Linked DNA regions of Mus musculus: all the other regions are linked to region 5. A link is a loop called in an ENCODE intact Hi-C map of the cell type or tissue named here. Cell type or tissue: gastrocnemius. All regions are shown on one strand. Region 1 overlaps Palld (palladin, cytoskeletal associated protein). Region 2 overlaps Anxa10 (annexin A10). Region 3 holds the start of Gm51576 (a long non-coding RNA gene). Region 4 overlaps Palld (palladin, cytoskeletal associated protein). Region 5 overlaps Palld (palladin, cytoskeletal associated protein).

The links. Peaks named below come from ENCODE experiments on the same cell type or tissue, not always from the same donor. Only the 100,000 strongest peaks of a DNase experiment are listed, where the experiment ranks them.
Region 1: a loop joins it to region 5, with 5 times the contacts of the local background. A loop is called at or near these places in 38 of 42 quality-filtered maps.
Region 2: it touches region 5 in a loop (3-fold over the local background); 16 of 42 quality-filtered maps call a loop at or near these places.
Region 3: it touches region 5 in a loop (4-fold over the local background); 29 of 42 quality-filtered maps call a loop at or near these places.
Region 4: it touches region 5 in a loop (4-fold over the local background); 29 of 42 quality-filtered maps call a loop at or near these places.

The regions. Positions count from the first base shown.
Region 1 is chr8:61,875,401-61,879,400 of GRCm38, forward strand. Palld (palladin, cytoskeletal associated protein) reads right to left here. Exons shown (of 22, transcript NM_001293772.2): 2 at 1,513-2,515. The coding sequence starts at 2,441. Among named protein-coding and RNA genes, the nearest start is that of Palld, 25 kb to the right of the region's middle. In gastrocnemius, a CTCF peak has its summit at 58 (motif pointing left); a DNase peak (open chromatin) is centred at 61; H3K27ac peaks cover 318 bases.
Region 2 is chr8:62,058,406-62,062,405 of GRCm38, forward strand. It overlaps Anxa10 (annexin A10), which reads right to left. Exons shown (of 12, transcript NM_001136089.2): 10 at 2,604-2,662; 11 at 1,851-1,973. Among named protein-coding and RNA genes, the nearest start is that of Anxa10, 63 kb to the right of the region's middle. In gastrocnemius, a CTCF peak has its summit at 2,177 (motif pointing left); a DNase peak (open chromatin) is centred at 2,131.
Region 3 is chr8:61,684,600-61,688,599 of GRCm38, forward strand. Palld (palladin, cytoskeletal associated protein) reads right to left here. Exons shown (of 22, transcript NM_001293772.2): 9 at 2,731-2,850; 10 at 136-478. It overlaps Gm51575 (a long non-coding RNA gene), which reads left to right. Exons shown (of 3, transcript XR_003947553.1): 3 at 1-147. Gm51576 (a long non-coding RNA gene) reads left to right here and starts at 942. Exons shown (of 3, transcript XR_003947554.1): 1 at 942-973; 2 at 1,679-2,999. In gastrocnemius, a CTCF peak has its summit at 1,949; a DNase peak (open chromatin) is centred at 1,932; H3K27ac peaks cover 1,041 bases.
Region 4 is chr8:61,698,779-61,702,778 of GRCm38, forward strand. Palld (palladin, cytoskeletal associated protein) reads right to left here. Exons shown (of 22, transcript NM_001293772.2): 8 at 3,392-3,415. Among named protein-coding and RNA genes, the nearest start is that of Gm51576, 15 kb to the left of the region's middle. In gastrocnemius, CTCF peaks have their summits at 367 (motif pointing right) and 1,719 (motif pointing right); a DNase peak (open chromatin) is centred at 1,713.
Region 5 is chr8:61,538,429-61,542,428 of GRCm38, forward strand. Palld (palladin, cytoskeletal associated protein) reads right to left here. Exons shown (of 22, transcript NM_001293772.2): 12 at 260-395. Among named protein-coding and RNA genes, the nearest start is that of Cbr4, 53 kb to the left of the region's middle. In gastrocnemius, a CTCF peak has its summit at 1,599 (motif pointing right); a DNase peak (open chromatin) is centred at 1,585; H3K27ac peaks cover 361 bases.

The DNA.
Region 1 (4,000 bases), 340 kb after region 5:
AACAGAATCCAGAACCATGTGTCTGAGCAAACACATTAAGAAGGTTTTTACCGCCCCCTGCTGTTCGTTTCTTAAAATAGCAAGCATTACAGTAAAAGCTGACAGTGTAAACTAGCTAGTGAATAATAGTGAATTTATTCTAAGCAATGATTGTGAAATCCATGCCAGCGATGTGTGCATGAGCTCACACAGGAAGGAAAAACGCATGAGGTCTGTTTTGACCTTGTGTAGCTGACCTTGTCCATTTCATTCTTTTCCTAAACTAAATTATTGGAACTTGCTTTTAAACATTTATATAATGCCAGGCATGGTGGCGCACGCCTTTAATCCCAGCACTTGGGAGGCAGAGGCAGGTAGATTTCTGAGTTCGAGGCCAGCTTGGTCTACAAAGTGAGTTCCAGGACAGCCAGGGCTACACAGAGAAACCCTGTCTCAAACAACAACAACAACAACAACAACAACAACAAAACAATTGCATTCACATAAACATTTATATAGATTGGATAAAACATTCAAATAACCCAATGGATGCCCATCTTTGTAGTCTAATCCTGACTTGCAATTAAGAAATTAGACACGCTGAAGAGCCTGGGTAATGATAGCTACAAGGCCACAGCAAGGCATTATTGTTTTACATATGGTTTAATTCAGACATCATAGAATAGAATGTGATTCCTTATTACATTTTCATCTCATGGTTGAAGACAGCAAGTCTCAAAAGCCTCTTGTTTTAAGAGACGAGTCCGAGGAAGATCCCTGACTGTAAGCCCTGCAATCCTGTAAGCCCTGTAAGGTCCCTCTCTTAAACGTTTATTGTACGGGAGAAGGTATACAGCCTATAACTTAGAAAGAAGAATTTAAAAGAATCATAATGGGCATGTGGGGTGCTTTTGGGCTCCAGGTATGCACTCAATTCGCTGTCATCTTTGGCTATGCCCTGTGGCTAAGCATAGAAAACCAACCTGCTGTGCTATGGACTTGGTTCATTGTTCTCCTACATAGAAATTCTGCCTACTCTGGTTGCTACACTTTGGAGATGCAGGTGTGTGTTTGTCTCTCACTAATAAGGCATACTAACCCATTCCTTAGACTGGATGTCTATTTTAGGATTTATCTATGCTTGATTTCTGTACACTGTCATCTCTGTTCCTCTGGATAACTGTAGCTTTAGGATAATTTTTTACCTTTTTCAGTGACTCATGACTAAAACCACTCACTTTTCTTCATACTTTGGATAAACCATTTTGATATTTTACACTCCCTAGGCTCTGTAAAATCTGCACTCCTATATAACAGCTGGTTTTTCTCATTGCCTCTTCAAGTGACGGCAAAACCTGCCCCACCTGGGACACCTAGTGGTGTTGGCTATTTGGCCCGCTTTTGATTTAGCAGATTTTTGAGCAAATCTACTGCAGAGACCACAGGACGCACAATCCATGAAATTTCTCGTCTCCCTTGAAGTCACACCGGAAGTCAATAAAATCACGTTACATTCGTAATAAGAGTTCTTACCTGACCCTGGGCGTTGGGTTTCCTGTGACTCTACACTCCAAATAAACTCTGCTTCCTTCAGCAACTTCTTGGCTCCTCAGTTTCTGGATGAACCTAGGTGCAGTTGGCAAGTGGCGGGCTTTCTGGGGCTGTGGGTGCGGGATGTGAGCGAGTGGCAAGGTCTCTTCCGAGGCCTGGTGGGCCTGGTAGCAAAGGCTGCCCTGGGCTTGCTTGACTTCTGCGTCCATCTCCAGTTGATCTAGCTGGTCTGCAGTGGGGCTCTGACTGGCTGAGGCACTCATCAGGGCTGATGGCTGATTTTTAGGAGACAGATACCCACTGTCTGGTGATGAGGACTCACCATTTGGGCTTCTGTTCCTTGGCTTTGCCGCTTCTCTAAATATGGAGGTCAGTTCCTCGATGAAACTAGCCGCCTTGTCGCACAGTTGGCTCTGGGGGCCAGCCTTGCTTTGCTGGGCAGTTTTGGGCTTTGAACTTGGATTGGGATTTTTTGCACCTCGTTTTTCAGCCTTGCGGAGGCTCCGGATGTAGCTGGGGCTGGCCAGCAGGGGTGATACCCCGGGTTTTCTCTTTGAACCTGGGGAAGTGATCCTTTCAGCTTGATCTCCTGTTAGAGGCTGGACAGGTGCTCGCCTGCTATCCTGAGGTCGTTCTGAGGAAGTCTGCTTGCCTGATTTCGGCTCCTCATGGGAAGGAGTTTCGCAGAGGCTTATGGGAGACTTGCTGAAAATCTGCGAGATCTCCTTCTCAGAGTCAAAATCTTCAGTTTCAGAGCTGTCTATAGCTCTGCGTGCCAGGTCAAGGCTTTTATTTATTTCTTCCTGGCTGAGGAAAGCAGAGAGGCCTGGAAAGAAGTCAGCACTTTTGCCCTCTTCCTGCACGTCTGATAAGGAGTCATAGAAGGAGTCGTGGGAGGAAGTCTCTGACATATTTGAGCAATCTCCACACACTCGTTGCTTGTAGCAGGAAGGCTGGAGGCACAGGAAACCTGTGTCCTTGCTTTCTGAAAGACAACACAGAATCTTCATCACTGCTAATCACCCCTCTCCTGATTTTTTTTTTTTACATATCGCTAGTAACAACAAATTGGAAGAAACATTAAGATGAACCAATATAGCAATCTTCTTCTATAAATTGGAAGAAAGACCAAATATTTGTGGGCTTACAACTTACAACTCGTTAAGCATTTATTTTAGGTTTTCAACGTAGCGTCTTACTGTGTAGCTCAGCCTGGCCTTAAACACACAATCTTCTTATCTCTGTTTCTAGGTCTGAGAGCTATAGGCTGGGTTACAATGCCTGGCATGGCTTGTAATTGTAGGCTGACATGCTCGCTGTAACTACTACCAAATGATACAAGGAGAGGAGGATGCTTCCAGCGGCTCCACAGTGGACACATAGGGGGCTGTTTTGTGTGCCTTTCTTCACCACAAAGCTCATTGGTGGTCTCAATGCAGCAAAGAGTAACTCTGACTGTCCTAGTTTGGTTTCTGTTACTGAGATCAATACTATGAGCAGAAGCAACTTGGGAAGAAAAGGTTTTTTTTTTTTTTTTTTTTTGGTTTATAGGTTACCATCCATCATGGAGGGAGCCAAGGCAGGGTCTCATGCAGGAACCCAGGGGGTGGGGGGGGGGAGGAGCTAAAGCAGAGACCATGAAGGGATGCTGCTTACTGGCTTGCTCCCCATGCTTGCTCAGCTCACTTTTTTATACAACTCAGGAGCACCTGCCCAGTGGTAGCACTGCCCACAGTGGGCTAAGCGTTTTCACATCAATCATAGAACAAGAACAGGACCCCGGACATGCCCACAGGACAATCTGATGGAGTCCATTTCTCAATTGAGTTGCTTTTCACAGGTGGCTCTGGTTTGTGTTAGGATGACAAAAGGCAACCAGTACACTGATTTTATTCGCATTATCCTAATCCACCACTGGCAAATGAACAATCTCAGATTTCCCTCATTTAATTACTATAAATAGAAAGATTAAGTATTGTGTTTATCAGTTATGGTGTATTTATTTATTTATGTCTCAATAAACTGTCTCAACCTTTATGTGCAGTCACATCATGTATATGCATTCATTCATTCATTCGACATAATTATAACAGGTAGCAATAACCACATCCTAACTTTCAGGTGCTGAGAGTACATGTCTGCTCCATACTAAGTATTCCCAAACGGTTCTCTAAAAGACAGGGTGTATAAATGTATTGTGTTTTTAACTTTGTGGCTGAAGCACTTCTCTTATAGTTATTAGATGGCATGTTAGCATGAAGCCAGCCATACATAAGATATAAATTAATTAGCACGACTATGTCACTTTATTTGTGGACACCGATTCTTAAATGTTAATCTTTAAAAGTTGTAATATTCTGGTTTTGTTTTTATTTGGAGATATGTGTAACCATGTAGTTCAGGTTGACTTTGGCCTTGAACTTGTGAAGTTCTCCAGCCTCAGTCTATGAAAAGAGTTGGCATTAAAGAC
Region 2 (4,000 bases), 520 kb after region 5:
AGCAAAATGTTACTGTTTATGTACGTGTGAAAAAGATCAACAGTAGCTACCTTAGTCTTCTGGGGCCTTTCACAATCGACTTGGCTTAAAATATCAGAAGTTTATGTCTAAGTTAGGGAGGATGGGAGATCTAAGTGACAAAATGTTTTGTGAATACTTCTTTATTGACTGCAGCCTGACATGGCAGAAGGGACAAAGGAACATCCAGGAGCTTTTTATTTCCCCCAAAGGAAAATAGCTCTACTTGTGGATTCCACCCTCTTGACTTAACTCTCAAATGCTCAGCTCCCAAAACCATCTCCTTAGTGTTAGGGTTTCAGTGTAGGAATGTGGGGAAACAAGGTTTCCAGCCATATCAGGACCTAGAAGCATCTCACTACTGGGTGTCTGTGGTAGAAAATTAGGGCAACTTTGTTTCTTTTTATCTTCTTTCATCAAGTCTAAATACTCCAGAATAGGTAGCTGAACGAATGCCATTATAGAATCCATTTTCATAAAAATCATTTATCATATTAATGCTTCTTTACACAAAGCTGTTTAATTAAGACCCACAGATTTAAAAGCACAGAGTAGCATCGCATTATTATAACTTGTCTTCAATATGGCTAGGAATAGTTACAAATAGTATAAACAAGCTAGCTTGTTCACTTGGAAACTGAATTCTGACTCACTGGTACATGTTGATCACCACTAACAGTTTTCAGACTTCAAGACAGACATAATGAACATTTTATCAAAGATTAAAAAAAAAACCCATCAAATTGATTTTAACTGGTGCATCAATTTCTTAGAGCCATTTTGATTCCAACAAAGGCTTAGAAAGCACTTTGGAATTTGTGGCTCCCGTCTCTGAGATGTTGAGGGTTATGTCTTGAGTAATACAAGGAGCTAAACTGGTTTTTTCTTGTGACTGGGAGTTTCACTTGAAAACAATGCGACTGTCCAAGGTATCAATTATAAAACACAGTCTCAATTATGGCTTGTGTTCTGCTGCTCTATTCTCTCCATCCTGAATACCTTTTTGGTTTTCTTTGGTGAAGAAACTAAACATATTGATTTTGTACTGCACCCACAAATTGCATAGATGGTCCATATATTTCTTCTTCTTCTTTTTTTTTTTTTTGCCAAGTTATATAAGACATTTTAAATTTTTTAGGAAGACCAGAATAAGAAATTAGCTTGTTTGGTTTTGAATTATTTCCTTGCCCTCTGATTGGTGAAGTGATTGGTCATTTCGAGTTTTACATGTTCAGTAATAAAATTCTCCAAATTGGCAGTTGATGGTGTTTGATTGGATGCCTTGTTTTCTGTGATTTTATGAGGAGTGTTGCCAGGCAGTAGTTAATAATTCCCATGGCAAAATATTGATTTTTGTTTTTGTTTGTTTCTTTGCTTGCTTGCTTGTGTTTTGAGAGGTTTCAGATAGTGGATCTTAGTCTGCAGTTGCTATGGAGCTGAGGGGAACCCTGAAGTGTCAGTCCTCCACCCGCCACCTCAGTAGATCTAGTGTGAGGGTTGCAGGTGAAATTACAGGTAAACTACCACACCCTCTGCTGTTCACATCAGAAGGCAAACCTGGAAACACAGTCATAGGGAGGGAATATTTTCTACAATTACATAAATTTTTTTTTTGTTTTAAAAGCAAAGATCAAAAAGTTTTATTTCTGTGGAGCAATGACTTTCCAAGTTGATGTTTGTTAAAGCACTGAACTCTGAGTTCTTTAAGTTAACCGTCCTTGGCAGACATGGAACTTTTTAGATCCCTACAGCAAGTTGTTTGAATTTAAAGCTTTTATTTACAGTCCAGAAAGAATATGTGAGGTAAAGTCAATTATGAAGAGCAAACTTACTTTGATATCATGAAAGAGGGATTTTCCAAATCTCTCTTTGTAACGTTTCCTTATGGTCATTAGGTCTATTTCACTTCTGGCGATGAGAATCCTGATGACAGTTTTGTTATGGAAGCCAAAATCCTAAAAACAGCAGAAATGTGGGTAGAGAGACTACTACTTCAAAGGCTTGTCCAGCATGCAAGCTCTTCCTTTTCAGTAGTGATTTGTTTGTGAGCCCACAGGACTTCAACATTGCTCTCACTGCTATGGGATGCCTGGGGCTCCCCCCAGGGAAGTTTCAAATGTTTTTCACATGGAATAATGGTGACATCTGGTGGCCACTCAACATAATCTAATGTTCCCATATCAGAATATTTTGAGTATAAATCTACTAAGATTTCATAATTTGGGGTAATTACAACAACAAAATATCTGACCAAGTTTCCTGAATCAGGGCATAGCTGGAATCAATAATGGTGGTTATTTGCCCAGGTCATACACAGGGAAGGCATTAGTTGTCACCGTCATGGCACATTTGAATTATCAATTTAAATAAATGGTAAATACTAAGATTCTAAAGTATATGAGGATGAAAGACCATGAAGTATCACATGTCTTATGTACCTATGTTGTAGAAAGCAGAGATTATCCGTATTTAATGAATTTTGCTTTTGGTGTTTAACTTGTTTCCTTTTACTTGAACATATTTTCTTTGAAATAAAAATAATAGATACTAATTTTGAATAAGTTAAATATATGTGTTATACTTACATGGATTGCCCTGTATAATTTATAAGCAAAATAGCTTGGTTTGTCCTGGATACAACGAACTAGAGAGGAAGAGAACAAGGAACAAATAGGAATGACGAGAGGTAATTCTTCAGAAGTCAGGAAATAGAGCACTTACATATTTTCCACCATCATCACCTTGCATTATAATTTCAGGGCTTAGAATGATGGCAACACTAGCCACACTCTATTGAGAAGCACAGCATGTCAATATATTTTATAATGACAAATGACCTTCACTGAACATATGACCATTACTATTAATTTTTAAAAACTGTGGTGCGAGATATAAAATCAAACACATATAATCCATTCACCTTCCAGAACGCTGCTCTTTCAGATAACCTCAAAAACTGGTCTATACCAGCAGCTTTTTGATCCCTGAAAGATTTGTGACTAGAATGTAGGTCATTTAAGGATAAACCGTTACAAATGTAAAGCGCCTCCTCCAGGTTTAGATATCATTGGATTATAAATGCTAGGGTTGTGAACAGACCAGCACCTATCCAACAGTTGTCCCTGTAAAATATCAGTTCAGACTGTAGGCCACCAATAAGCCTTTATTTGAAATGTTAATAGATTAATTACATAAATGAATAATAAATGAGGAACTAGTATTTCTCTATAGTTCTAGTAATTATTTTAGGTCATGAGACCATCTCTTCATCTTTATCTCACTTTTATTACTGAGACAAGTAAACCTGAGAAGTGATTTCTGGAAGGAAGGTTCCAGAAAGCAGAGGCTAGTGTTGCTATTCTTGGCTTTGTTAATTCACTATTCCACCTGTACCACCCATATTGGAAATGAGTAGGTGCTTATTCAGTATTGAATGATGGGATGAACCAGATAGATATTTCCTGGTATTGCTGATGACCCTTAGGCCCACTGTTTTTTGACATCAGTTGGGCTGCCTTGAGATTACAATGACATGAGTTCTACTCTAACTGTTTTGCTAACTAGCTGACATGTGATAGATATATAACTATTATATTTATTTGGAATTTGATGAATTCTATCTATCTATCTATCTATCTATCTATCTATCTATCTATCTATCTATCTAAACATTCATAGACAAAAGCCTTCATATCATATATCTTTAGGTGTATCATAGAAATCCACCAAATCTTTTTCATAGGGTACTTGCTTAAAAATCTCATACTAGATTATTTATAAAAGTGCTGTGACTTACACTTCAGCTCTATGCCAAGACCTTCTTGGGACTGATTGTTTATTCAGTACATGTCTAAGTGTTCATTTGATGCACCTACTATAGGATACTTCACAATGATTCTTTATGTACATTTTTTTTGTAGTCTGTGCTGACAAATCACAGAGTACATGTTAAGTGTGAACACTGGAATAGTCTTGATGAATA
Region 3 (4,000 bases), 150 kb after region 5:
GCCAGCTAAGGACAACTTGCCAGCAGAAGGAGAGTTGTACCACACCTTCTGGTCCTGGAGAAAGCTTTTTTCTAAACGGAGAGGAAATTGCACAGGGATATGGAAAGTATTATAAAGCCATGCAGAAATACTCACAGTTTGGGTTTGGCAAGGAGTGGCGGTGGTTCCTTAGTGGGTGAAAGCAGGGCAGTTGGTGTTGGAGGAGATTTATTGCCATAAGCTTTGCCATTAATCAGCCCGTTGACTCCATGGCTGGGATGGACTCCGTTGGTCTCCCTCTCTGCAGTGTTGAATTGCATTTGAAGAGCTGCCATGCTAAATCCTAAATTGGGGCTGTTCACCTGCTGGATTTCAGATGGTTTCTGGGATGCCAGCTCATAGGAGCCTGTCTCCAGGATCGGAGGGGGAGGTGGAAAGTGTTGGAAGTGATCACTGTTGGGTTCTCCTGTTGAGTCGTAACTACAGTTCTCGTTGTTGGCTAAGAAAGGAGGGTGGCAGAGGAAAAATAATAAATTGCTACCCGTTCAACAAAGGTTTTTTTTTTTTTTGAGACAGGGTTTCTCTGTATAGCCCTCGCTGTCCTGAAACTCACTCTGTAGACAAGGCTGGCCTTGAACTCAGAAATTCACCTGCCTCTGCCTCCCAAGTGCTGGGATTAAAGGCATGCGCCACCACCGCCCCAGCTCAACAAATGCTTTTCATACTCATAGACTGTGGTTGTTTGAATATGCTTGGCCCAGGGAGTAGCACTATTAGGAGGTATGGCTTTGCTGAAGTAGGTGTGGCCTTGTTGGAGGAAGTGTGTCACTTTTGGGGGTGGGCTTTCAGCCCTTCCTCATAGCTACTTGGAAGCCAGTCTTCTCCTGTTTGCTTTCAGAACAAGATGTAGAACTCTCTGCTCCTCCAGAGCCATGCCTGCCTGGACGCTGCCATGCTTACCACCATGATGATAATGGACTGAACATCAAAACCAGTAAGGCAACCCCAATTAAATGCTGTCATTTATAAGAGTTGCCTTGGTCATGGTGTCTCTCTATAGCAGTGGAAACCCTATCTAAGACATAGACCCAGTGGGAGTTTCTTGTGTGTCATTAGGGAAGGATGGGGGAGAATTGCCTTGCTTAGACTGGATGCTACTTGCCTCATTCCTGGATTGAGCTCACCTGTAGTAAAACTTCCTACGGATTCTTTAACAAAGTTCCTTAGGAGTTTAAGATATGGTATCATCAAATAATGACATTGCTAATAGTGTCAACTTAAGTACTCTATCCTCTCAGCCCCAGATGAAGAATCCTGTTGGCCATCCTATCCATTCTCATTGAAAGCGCTCAAGGTCTAAAATAGGCTTATGCAGCCATCCCTTCTGAAGCTAGGGGGGAGAAAAGTTCTGAATCTAAGTGAAATTCTTGAAATTCTTGTGAGTGTTTAGAAAATTTTCATGTCAGATAGGAAATTATGTCGTCTCAATTATAACTTAGTAGAGAACAGATTTTAAAAGGTTGCTTTCTCTAGAGGGGACATATCTTGAAGTCATACCCTTTCTGAATCATTTTATGAGAGCCCAGCAGACCTTCTAAGTATGCCAAGAAATGCTTATTGAGGTAGGCAGAAAACCAAAAAAATTATTGATAGTGTTTGTCATATAGGAGACTGACATGAAAAAAAATTTCGATTCCAGGTTTTGCCACTCAAACTGACAGAGTCTAGCTTTTGTACTTATTGCTTGGGGTCTGCTGTGATCATTTGATGGAACACTCTCCAAGCCAACTGGAAATTAATATGCTGGGATACTGCCTGCTATGTAACTCCAGTGACTGCCCTTACAGTGTTCATTGATATCCACCACTTCCCAGTAAGGTGAACCCTTCCCTACTTATCTTAATGAACAGGCCTTTATAATCCCCAAGATTGTCTTGATTGTGCCTCTGCTGCCACCTAGCCCCCAATCTCTTGCTGTTCTAGTCATCCAGGCAGTGGAATAGCCACCCACTCTCCCTGATACCTACTGTGTGTTTTACTGTGTGCTAGGCTTGGTCAAAGGGCTCAGTTTTAAATCTCTGTAAGAGTCACTTGAAAGGTGAGGCAGCTACTGCTAGCTGCAGAGCAGAACACTGTCACAGAAAAACACAAATAAAAGTACAGATCTATTTTATTTCTTCTTTTTGTCTTCCCTGGTGGATTTGTTTTTGAGTTTGGATGTCCCTGTGTTCTGTTCTTTTATCTTTCATATCAGAGTTGTTCATTGCTCACATTAATATACTACTGTGATGAAATTTGCTTTCTAAGATCTTCCCCTGTTTCTCGCATTTCACTAGTTTGCATTCCTCTCTTACAAGTTAAAATCCTGGTTTATGCAGTGACACATTTGGACAGGTTTTTGTAGGTTCTCTGTACTTCTGAGGACCATGACTACACCTCTGACTTAGAGGTGACCTTCTGAGGCAAGAGATCTTAGCTTAGCATGAAGGTGATTTTTTTTTTTTAAATTGGCCCCATGAGCTAGTGAGTGTTAGTTACCTTGTGTGTCACCTCCACCTCCAATAGTCGCCCTCCCCCCACCCCCTAAAGCCCTTTGTTTACAGATGAGACACCTGATTGTTAAGGTAACTCTTGGAGTGGTCATGAACATTCCTGAGGGTTGGGCCCTGTTCCTAGGACAGTGGATGCCTGTCTTAGGAAACTACTCAAACGCCAGGGAGGAGGGCCCAGGTGTGTTTGATTCCCACATACCGGAGGTTATAACAAGCTGTGCAGTGCTGGTCACTGAGCCGTAGTCATTTGTGGCTGAGCAGGTAAAGATGCCTGCATCTTCAGGGAAACTCTCAGCAATGACAAGGGTGCAGATCTCCTCTGGAAGCAAAGAGACCAAGACAATCTGTCAGAGGGAAACTGAGAAGTCATGTGATGTCAGCCCAACCTCCTCCAGCTACCCTCTTAAAGCAGCTCTCAGGCTTGTATAAGGCTTCTTCTTTCAACTTAACCATCATCAACAAAGAGAAGTAAGTTTGCCTCCAAACATATTTTATCTTTCAAACACTGGGGGGGGGGGGGGGGTGTCTTAACTATGGTCAAAGTGATACCTCACAAGAATTCTTTTTCTTTACTAAAAGAATCATTTATATATAAAAACATAAGCAGTAAGGACAAAGATAAACCAGGTACAGCAAGAGATAAAAAGTGGCCTCTCCTTTTATAATCTAAGTCTCTCCATAGCCCAGCACCCCTTAATCTTTCTTCAGAAGCAAACACAAAGAACTTATTTATTTAATTCGACAAGATAATTACAGCTTCAAAAGACATACATAAATATGATCACCGTACGTAGTTTGAGGTACCATTATTTTTATCTTAGTATTCAATCAGATGTCTGTCTAAGTTAGGATTTCTATTGCTACAATGAAACACCATGACCAAAAAGCAAGTTGTGGAGGAAAGGGTTTATTCAGCTTACACTTTCACATTGCTGTTCATAATTGAAGGAAGTCAGGACAGGAACTCGACAGGGCAGGATCCTGGAGGCAGGAGCTGATGCAGAGGCCATGGAGGGCTGCTGCTTACTGGGCTGATTATCCTAGCTTGCTCAGCCTGCTTCCTTATAGAACCAAGGACCACCAGTCCAAGGGCTGGGCCCTCCTCCATTGATCACTAATTGAGAAAATGCCTTACAACTGGATCTCATGGAGGTATTTCCTCAACTGAGTATCCTTCCTCTTTGATGACACTAGCCTGTGTCAAGTTGACACAAAAACATTCCCGTACAATGTCAAAATGGGGTGTGCCAAGCTAGATTCATTCTATAACACAAACTGAATCAATGACAAAGCTTAATTAATACAAAGTTAAAAGCACTGAATGTTCTTCTAGGGGTCCTGAGTTCAATTCCCAGCACCCACATGGCAGTTCACAGTATAATGGGATCCAATGCCCTCTTCCTGTGTGCAGATGAACGTGCAGTCAAAGCACCCATATATATTAAATACATAAGTCTTAAAAAAGACAA
Region 4 (4,000 bases), 160 kb after region 5:
TCGTTTAAACAAACACACACACACACACACACACACACACACACACAGACACATACACACATACTCCCATGATATGTAAAGATGCATCTCTGAGTTGGTTAGTATGGGCATGTGTACATGTGTGCATGTCTGTAGAAAATAGAGGTTGACATTGGGTGTCTTTCTTTGATTTCTTTCCACACTATTTGTCTTTCTGCCTGTCTTTCTGTCTGTGTATGTATGTATCTATGTATCATTTATTTACATTTTTAAAGATTGATTTACCTTCATTTTATATGTACCATAGAATAAAAATGTAAGTGCACTATGTGTATGCACTGATACTTTAAAATAAGCGCACCATGTGTATGGAATGCTGGTGGAGGCCAGAAGAGGGCACTGTAACTGCTGGGAACAGACGTTACAAATGGATATGAGCCATTGTGTGATAGGCAGGAGACAAAGCAGGCTTTTCTGCAAAAACAGCAATTGTTCTTAACCTTCACTTGTTTTGAAATAGGCTCTCTCACAACACAACACAACACAACACAACACAACACAACACAACACAAGGGAAACATTTGGAAGTTAAAAAAAAAACCCTCACACTTCATTTTGTTAGGTATGTTCAACTTTGCTTAAATACAAATATGTCTTAAAATAGACTTTTTTGTTTTGATTTTTTAATTTATACTCTGTCCAACTCATAAAAGCAGTCATGTGACTAGTCACATTTATGGGGTTTTTGTTGTTCTTGTTTAAAAAGCTATGATCATGAGTTTTTATTTAATACTGCATAACAAGTGTAGAGTTCCCAAAGTGGAATGTATTAGTGTTTCACTGGGACAATGAAAGGAATGTTTCCAGTTGTTGTGGTAAATATGATGGTGGCGAACGTCTCAGAGACCAGGGGAAGTTTGTCTTCTTTTTAATAGTTCCCAGCTACATCTTTTTCTTACATTGACAAATTTTCTCAAAATATTTCTCTGCCAAGGTACACTTGCTTTTAGCAGATGCTGTTATTATGGTTGGGATGGGGGATTCTCTTGTCTTAAAATACTTTCAGATATAATTAAAGGGAGGAGAAAAATGAGGAATTCGGCAAACATGATAAGGAAAATCTTGTGTGCACTGTCAAGCCGTTGAGCTGAAGATGAGCGCCTTGCATGTCCTTAGCCTTCAGCTAGGACACCACGGTACCACCACACTCATCCAAGAGACATTCAAGCAAGTTCTACAGGACTGGAGCATCCAGAACAAATTTTATTAAGTAACTCATGATTGAACTTTTATTTGTTAAAGCAAAACAAGCTGTAACTGGAGTACTAAGACTGTCTATGGGAGGGGTCGTGAGGGAATGGGGCAGCGGTGGGAGTTGTTTCCATTAGCTTTTTTCATCTGAACTTACTTGTTGGCAGAATAACCTGACTGTTTTCTTTTCCTTTTTGGTGTGTGTGTGTGTGTGTGTGTGTGTGTGTGTGTGTGTATGTATATGTGTGTGTGTGTATGCATCTGTGTGATCTGTGTGTTTGTTAGTATGGGCATGTGCATGTCTGTAGAAAGTAGAGGTTGACATTGGATATCTTTCCTTGATTACTATTATTTGATTATTTATTTATTTATTTATTTATTTATTTATTTATTTTTAAAATTATTTACCTTCATTTTACATGTATCAGGGTTTGGCTTGCACCTAAGTGCACCATGTGTGTGAAATGACTGTGGAGGCCAGCAGAGGGCACTGTAACTACTGGAACAGAAGTTACAAATGGCTATGAGCTGCTATGTGAGCCAAACCAGTGTCTTCAGCAAGGACACCGAGTGCTTTTAGCCCTTGCATCCTTACCTACTCCTGCTACCCTTAGGTTTTTTTGAAACAGACTCTCTCACCAAATCTCATGGACTTGGCTGGGCTAATTGAGCAGTGGAGTTTAGGAATCCATCTTTTTCTGCCCTGCCCAGCCCATCAATGAGTGACAGTCACCATGCTGGCCTTTACTTTTTATATGCATTGTGTGACACACAGACGTTCCATACACTGGGGACCTAGCAAGTTTACACAAAGACATATCACAAGTAAAACACAAAGCGGTCTCTTTCCACATCGTGGAAAGTGACAGCAGTTTTTGAAGTGGTAGCCCCCACACTGAATGGGGTGGCATGCTCTAGTTGTAACTCAGAACCACTAGGTCAATTCCAGTCCTTCCCGAAGGATGTTAAGAATCAACCTTTCAACTTCCAGTTCTAAATGAAGAACACTCTGCTCTTAACGACCTGATACTCAGATGTGACAGGCTCAGGGGCAGGACAGTATCATGCCCTGTTATAGCTAACTGGGAACCTTAAAATTCTCAGGCAAGGGTCAGGGCAGGGCCATAGCTCCCAAGGCACGTTTGGCAGGATCCGCTTGCCGCCGCAGCAGAAGCATGAACAGCAGAACAGCAGAAACAGGAAAACGACATGTTTTTCTAACCTCTGTGAAGAAATAGTGGACTGTGTCTTTGCTGATGGGAAAAATACAAAAGAAAACAATCTTGGGGGTGGGGTGGGGGTGCACACTATGAGATACCTGGACACACAGTTTTTTTGGTCCGTGGGGACTCATAAATATACAAGAGGTCAAAGGCAGAGGAGAAGTCAGCCCCCACACTCTTGGATAACAGAGCACTTGGGTGAGGTCAGATGACCTGGTAATGAAGAGAGCTCCCAGGACACGCTGACTTTCTTCAAGCTTATGGAACAGTAAAAGTTTATGGCTTCAGCAGTAGACAGCAATGCCTCAAGGCTCACTCTGTCATTCCACTAAAGCCCTCAGTCAGGCACATTCTAAGCTATGCTGTCTTCTTTAAAAAAAAAAATCAGTTATTTTATTTATTTATATCCCAAATGCTACCCCCTCCTAGTTTCCCCCCTCAAAGAGTTCTTCCATCTCCCTTCTCCCTCTCTTTCACCTCTGAGAGGGTGCCCCCTCAAGTGTCCCCCCCACCCTGGAGTATCAAGTCTCTACAGGATTAGGTGCTCTCAAAGACTGGGTGACCAACCAAAGAGCCATGGAGTCTTACAGTGTGTTTTGGTCAGCAAAAGCCTAGCCTGCCGCAAATTTCTCTGTTCTACTGGATCGTCAGAAAGTTTTCCTTTTGGATCACGAGTCTGAGAATAAAACACTGTATTTGAAAAAGCCGTCTGTCGCCAAGCCCAATGCGCTTGTCTGAGCAGCATGGTTTACTAATAAAGACGAGGAAGGTTGCAGTGCACAGACCCTGTGATAAAGAAGACATTGTTTTCAAGATGGTTTTGTGTTTCTGAGGAACTGCAAATACATCATTTAGTGTGGTGTGTGGCTTTCGAATAGAGACAAAGACTCCCTGAAAACCAAAAGATACATTACCCCCCAATAGCAGAAAACTCTTACCGGGTTCAGCTGTCGATCTGGGTTCTGTTTATGTGAGAAAGGGAAAAGAAGGGGGGATAGCATTAGAACAGGGCCTCAGCGACAACTAACCCCTTTGCTCCCGCTGCTTTGCTTAGGCTACATGTGCAGAAATGTCACGGACCACCTCTGTATAGGAAGGCAGCAGCCACTCAGCTTTTATTTCCATGCGTACAGAAACACTGTGCACTGGGAAGTGTGACCCAGTGCAGTTCCTGACAACTTGGGAACCTCTTAAAATGATTTGTCCAACGATGTGAGTAGGTGGGACTTTTTCATTCTAAAGAAAAGGCCTACGGATCTCATCCACTTCAAAGGAGTGCCTGTGGTTTGTTGGTTGGTTTGTTTTATTCTTCCATAAAAATGAGGTAGACCAATTCTTTTGTGTATTTCACAAGTAGCATTTTGGAAGAGGTTGTGGGGCAAATTTCAGCATTAAGGGCTAACCCTATGAATATCTTGAACCAAAAAGAACATGTACTCTGGCCCTTTTAATGCAGGGAGAGTCCTACCATTTAACAAACAATGCAGGAGAAGTTTGAGGGCATGGCTGAAAGAAATCAGTATTTTACTTAGGCATTTCAGCTGAGA
Region 5 (4,000 bases):
GTGTCTCTCCTACTCACTAAGAGGGATACTGGAATTCAGAGATAATGACAGAGCCTCATGGACAAGTCTTATGAACGTGAGCCTGAGTGAACCAGAGGAGATCTGGCTGGCGGGGCTGGGGTTCCAAGTCTAAGGCCCTGTTCTATTAGTACTGGTTAAGCCCCTATTCCATCAGTACTGGTTAAACTCCTGTTCCATTAGTACCGTTTGGCTAGCCCCTGTTCCATCAGTACCAGTTAAGCCCCTGATCCATCAGTACCGGTTGGCCATTGTTCAGAAGGTCCTCCTTGAAGCGAAGCTTCCGTTCCAGGTCTTGGATGACAGCATCCTTTGTGCCTTGAATCTCCTCATCAGAGGCAATTCTAGCAGTTCTACTGGACTTCTTTGGGAACCCCCTGCACAACAAAGGCATAAGTATAGTTAACTGCTGGGCATACACACAAGTCCAAGTCAGCCTTCAAGTTCAACGAAGCATAGATAGATGGCCTTCATAGTGTATCCTTTTAAAGCATCTACAACTACTCATATGAAGAGAAGGTGCTTTCAGGAGTTCAGGAAACACTAACTGGAACCTGGTCTTGAGGAAGGTTCGGACACCCATAGGGGAGCATATTCAGTGGCTAGGTAAATGCCACAGACAGAAACTACCTGTGTTTCAATCCTAGGGAGTAGCAACATGAAATGAAAATCTGATGTGTCTTCCTATGAGGCTTAAACAGACTCAGCCTTGATCTTGGGCAAGCTTCTTAAAGTTGCTTAAAAATACACATAAAAATATATAAAGATGAATGCAACGTGTGAATGTTGAGAGGACTTAAAAAGGACAAATTTCTCTTATGATTTTAAAAATTTTCTGGTCCTTCATAATTCAATGTATCCAATGACAAGGCTATAAGCCTCATTATAAGCAATACAGGAGTAGCATCATTTGCCAGGTATATCTGGGGGTCAGAATCTAGGGATGTAGCCTAGTCGGTAGAGTGCTTGCCTAGCATGCATAAAAACCTGAGTTCTATACTCAGCAGAGGGAAAAGACTGGGTGTTCTGTAATTGCCGCTATCCCAGCACTAGGAGGTTGGAGGTCAGGAAGGTAGGAGTTCAAAGTCATTGTTGGCTACATAGCAAGTTCAAAGCCAGCTCGGGCCATGCAATACTTTGTCTAAAAATGGTGAAAATCCTTCATTGTGTCTTATATATTTTATATGTCTATAAGGGGCATTCTACATAGAATTCTTAGTGTGCCTGCCTTTTGACCATGACCCATCACAGGAGATTTCTCCCTTCCAGTATCATGTGAATGCTCAAAACAGTGTGCATTTGAAAAGGGTTTCAGAAATTGGATTTTCACATTAGGGATATTCAACTCGAGTCACATTTGTTACATCCCCTTCTGTCTCCACGAGTCCTATTTGACTAGTGCAAGTCTGTGTTATAAGACCTTTGGAGTGATTTTACACAAGAGGGCTATGACAGGCATTACAATGGATGGTAAGCCTTAAATCTGGACTTCTGCAGTAGGTCACACTGTAAGTATCAGCAGCAAGACTTTTCTTTCCAAGGGCTACAGCAATTCCCCCACTGTGCACCAGGGGGCACCAATGCTGCGTGTTGGATAGGTGTGGACCCCTGCTGGTGTCTTAAGTAAACTGCTTCCTATTTCTCTGCCTCTTCCCTGATTACCTCAGTGGGTGGAAATCAATGAAAGAGGAAAAACTATGTAAATGGAAAATGAATAGCCCATCACTACCCTATTCAACAGAGTTGAATTTTGGCGTTCACAAAAAAAAAAAAAAAAAAAAAAAAGCAAGAAAGCAAGTCACAGAAGGATGCATATAGTACTACTACGTATAAAGTATAAAGAGGCAAAAGCTAAAATCTGGTGCACTCTGAGTGAACAGACCAAGGGGTCACCATGACCCAGAGGAGCTATTAGTGACAGATCGGCAACATCATTCCAAACCCGATTCAGAAGAAGCAGAAACTGGGCTGGAGCCCAGCAGTCTGTATTTAATAACTTCTCTGGGTGATTCTGAGACATGTGAAGGTTGGATAAACAGACTCGGGGAAACATAGACATGGGGAAAGCCATAAAAGAAGAGAACTCTCAACTCAGATGCTCAGGGTAGTGGTTAGCTTCGGGGAGTGTTAGTGTTCGCAGCTGCTGAAGGATTTCAGAGGTACAAGAAATGGGTGTTTGCTATTGCATATGCCAGAAAGGTTTTGCTGAAGGGACCCTGTTATAGCTGTCTCGTATGAGGCTATGCCAGTGCCTGACAAATATAGAAGTGGATGCTCACAGTCATCTATAAGATGGAACACAGAGCCCCCAATGGAGAGGCTAGAGAAAGCACCCAAGGAGCTGAAGGGATCTGCAACCCTATAGTTGGAACAACAATATGAACTAACCCCAGAGCTCATGTCTCTAGCTGCATATGTAGCAGAAGATGGCCTAGTCAGCCATCACTGGGAAGAGAGGCCCCTTGGTATTGCAAACTTTATATGCCCAGTACAGGGGAATTCCAGGGCCAAGAAGCGGGAGTGGGTGGGTAGGGGAGCAGGGCGGAGGGAGGGTATAGGGAACTTTTGGGATAGCATTTAAAATGTATATAAAGAAAATATCTAATAAGTAAATAAATAAATAAAAAGGAAAAAGAAATGGTTGTTTGGATATATCTCGTTAGGCAGGATATTTCTAAATAATAATAGAAAGCTTACTGTAAAGGTATCAAAGCATCATCCACCGACACCATTATTGACCATGTAAAGAAGTAACGGGCTTACCAACTTTTGATTTCTTATTGATCTGTTTAACCCTGCTGGGAAGCACGTAAGCAGAAACTGCAAGGACCTTGTAACTGCTCCACTGCCTACACCGGTCGTCAGTGATGCCACCTATCCTGGGGACTGTGCACCTAGTCTTCCCAGCAGTCTTTCTTCCCTATGGTCCACACTTCTCTGAATCCTTCTTGAACGTTCCTGATTCTGGTAGGTGTTTTTCCTGAATGCTTAGGGAGTCACTCTCTGTCATGGTTTGTATATGCTTGGCCCAGGGAGTGGCACTATTAGGAGGTGTAGTCACTGTGGGCATGGGCTTTAAGACCCTCATCCTAGCTTCCCAGAAGCCAGTATTCTGCTAGCAGCCTTCAGATGACGATGTAGAACTCTTAGCCCCTCCTGTACCATGCCTGCCTGGATGCGGCCATGCTCCCACTTTGAGGATAACAGATTCAACCTCTGGGTGAGTCAGACCCAATTAAATGTTGTCCTTTGTAAGACTGGCCTTGGTCATGGTGTCTGTTCACAGCAGTAAAACCCTAACTGAGACAACATCCTACCCCAATGCAAAGGCTTAGAGAGGCGATCTCCTGCCCTGATGCTAGTTCTAAGACAACTGGAGTTTTTTAATGTAGGCAACAGCCCCGGGCCACTGAAAGGTGTGGACTGGAAGTGGGAGGAGACACTCCTGTACTCATATCTCTAAAAGGAGACATAAAGGGAGAAACATCTCTCTTTTTTCTCTGGTAGAAACATACCGTCTCATTCCAGCCTTGTTCTGCAGCTCAGCAAACCCCGCACATTTCATCTGCTTGTGACTGAGTCTCCTGATATTTATAGAGGGAAATAGCCTAGTTTCCAGGTCCATCTAGTCCAGTCAAATTTGCCCCTGCACACCAGAGTTAACGTTTAGGGAAACACAAAAGCCGTGACTTCTTTAACTTTTGTTCTCCTCACTGGGAAGAGACCTTGAGATTTAAGGATAGGGGACAAAGCTGAAACAGGAAGCAAACTTGCCTATGGTACCAATAGAGGCCCATGAATTATGATTTAGAATTCAGTTTTCAGTCTCACGCAGTCATTTAACAGACATACTCATAGTCTTCTGGGTCCTTACACAGGCTTTTTTCCAGTTATGTCATCAGCCTTCACCTTAATGTCCGCTTAGGAAAATCGGACCTAAAACTCTCCCATTGGTAGTGCGCCTTGCTTGTGTCCCTCATGC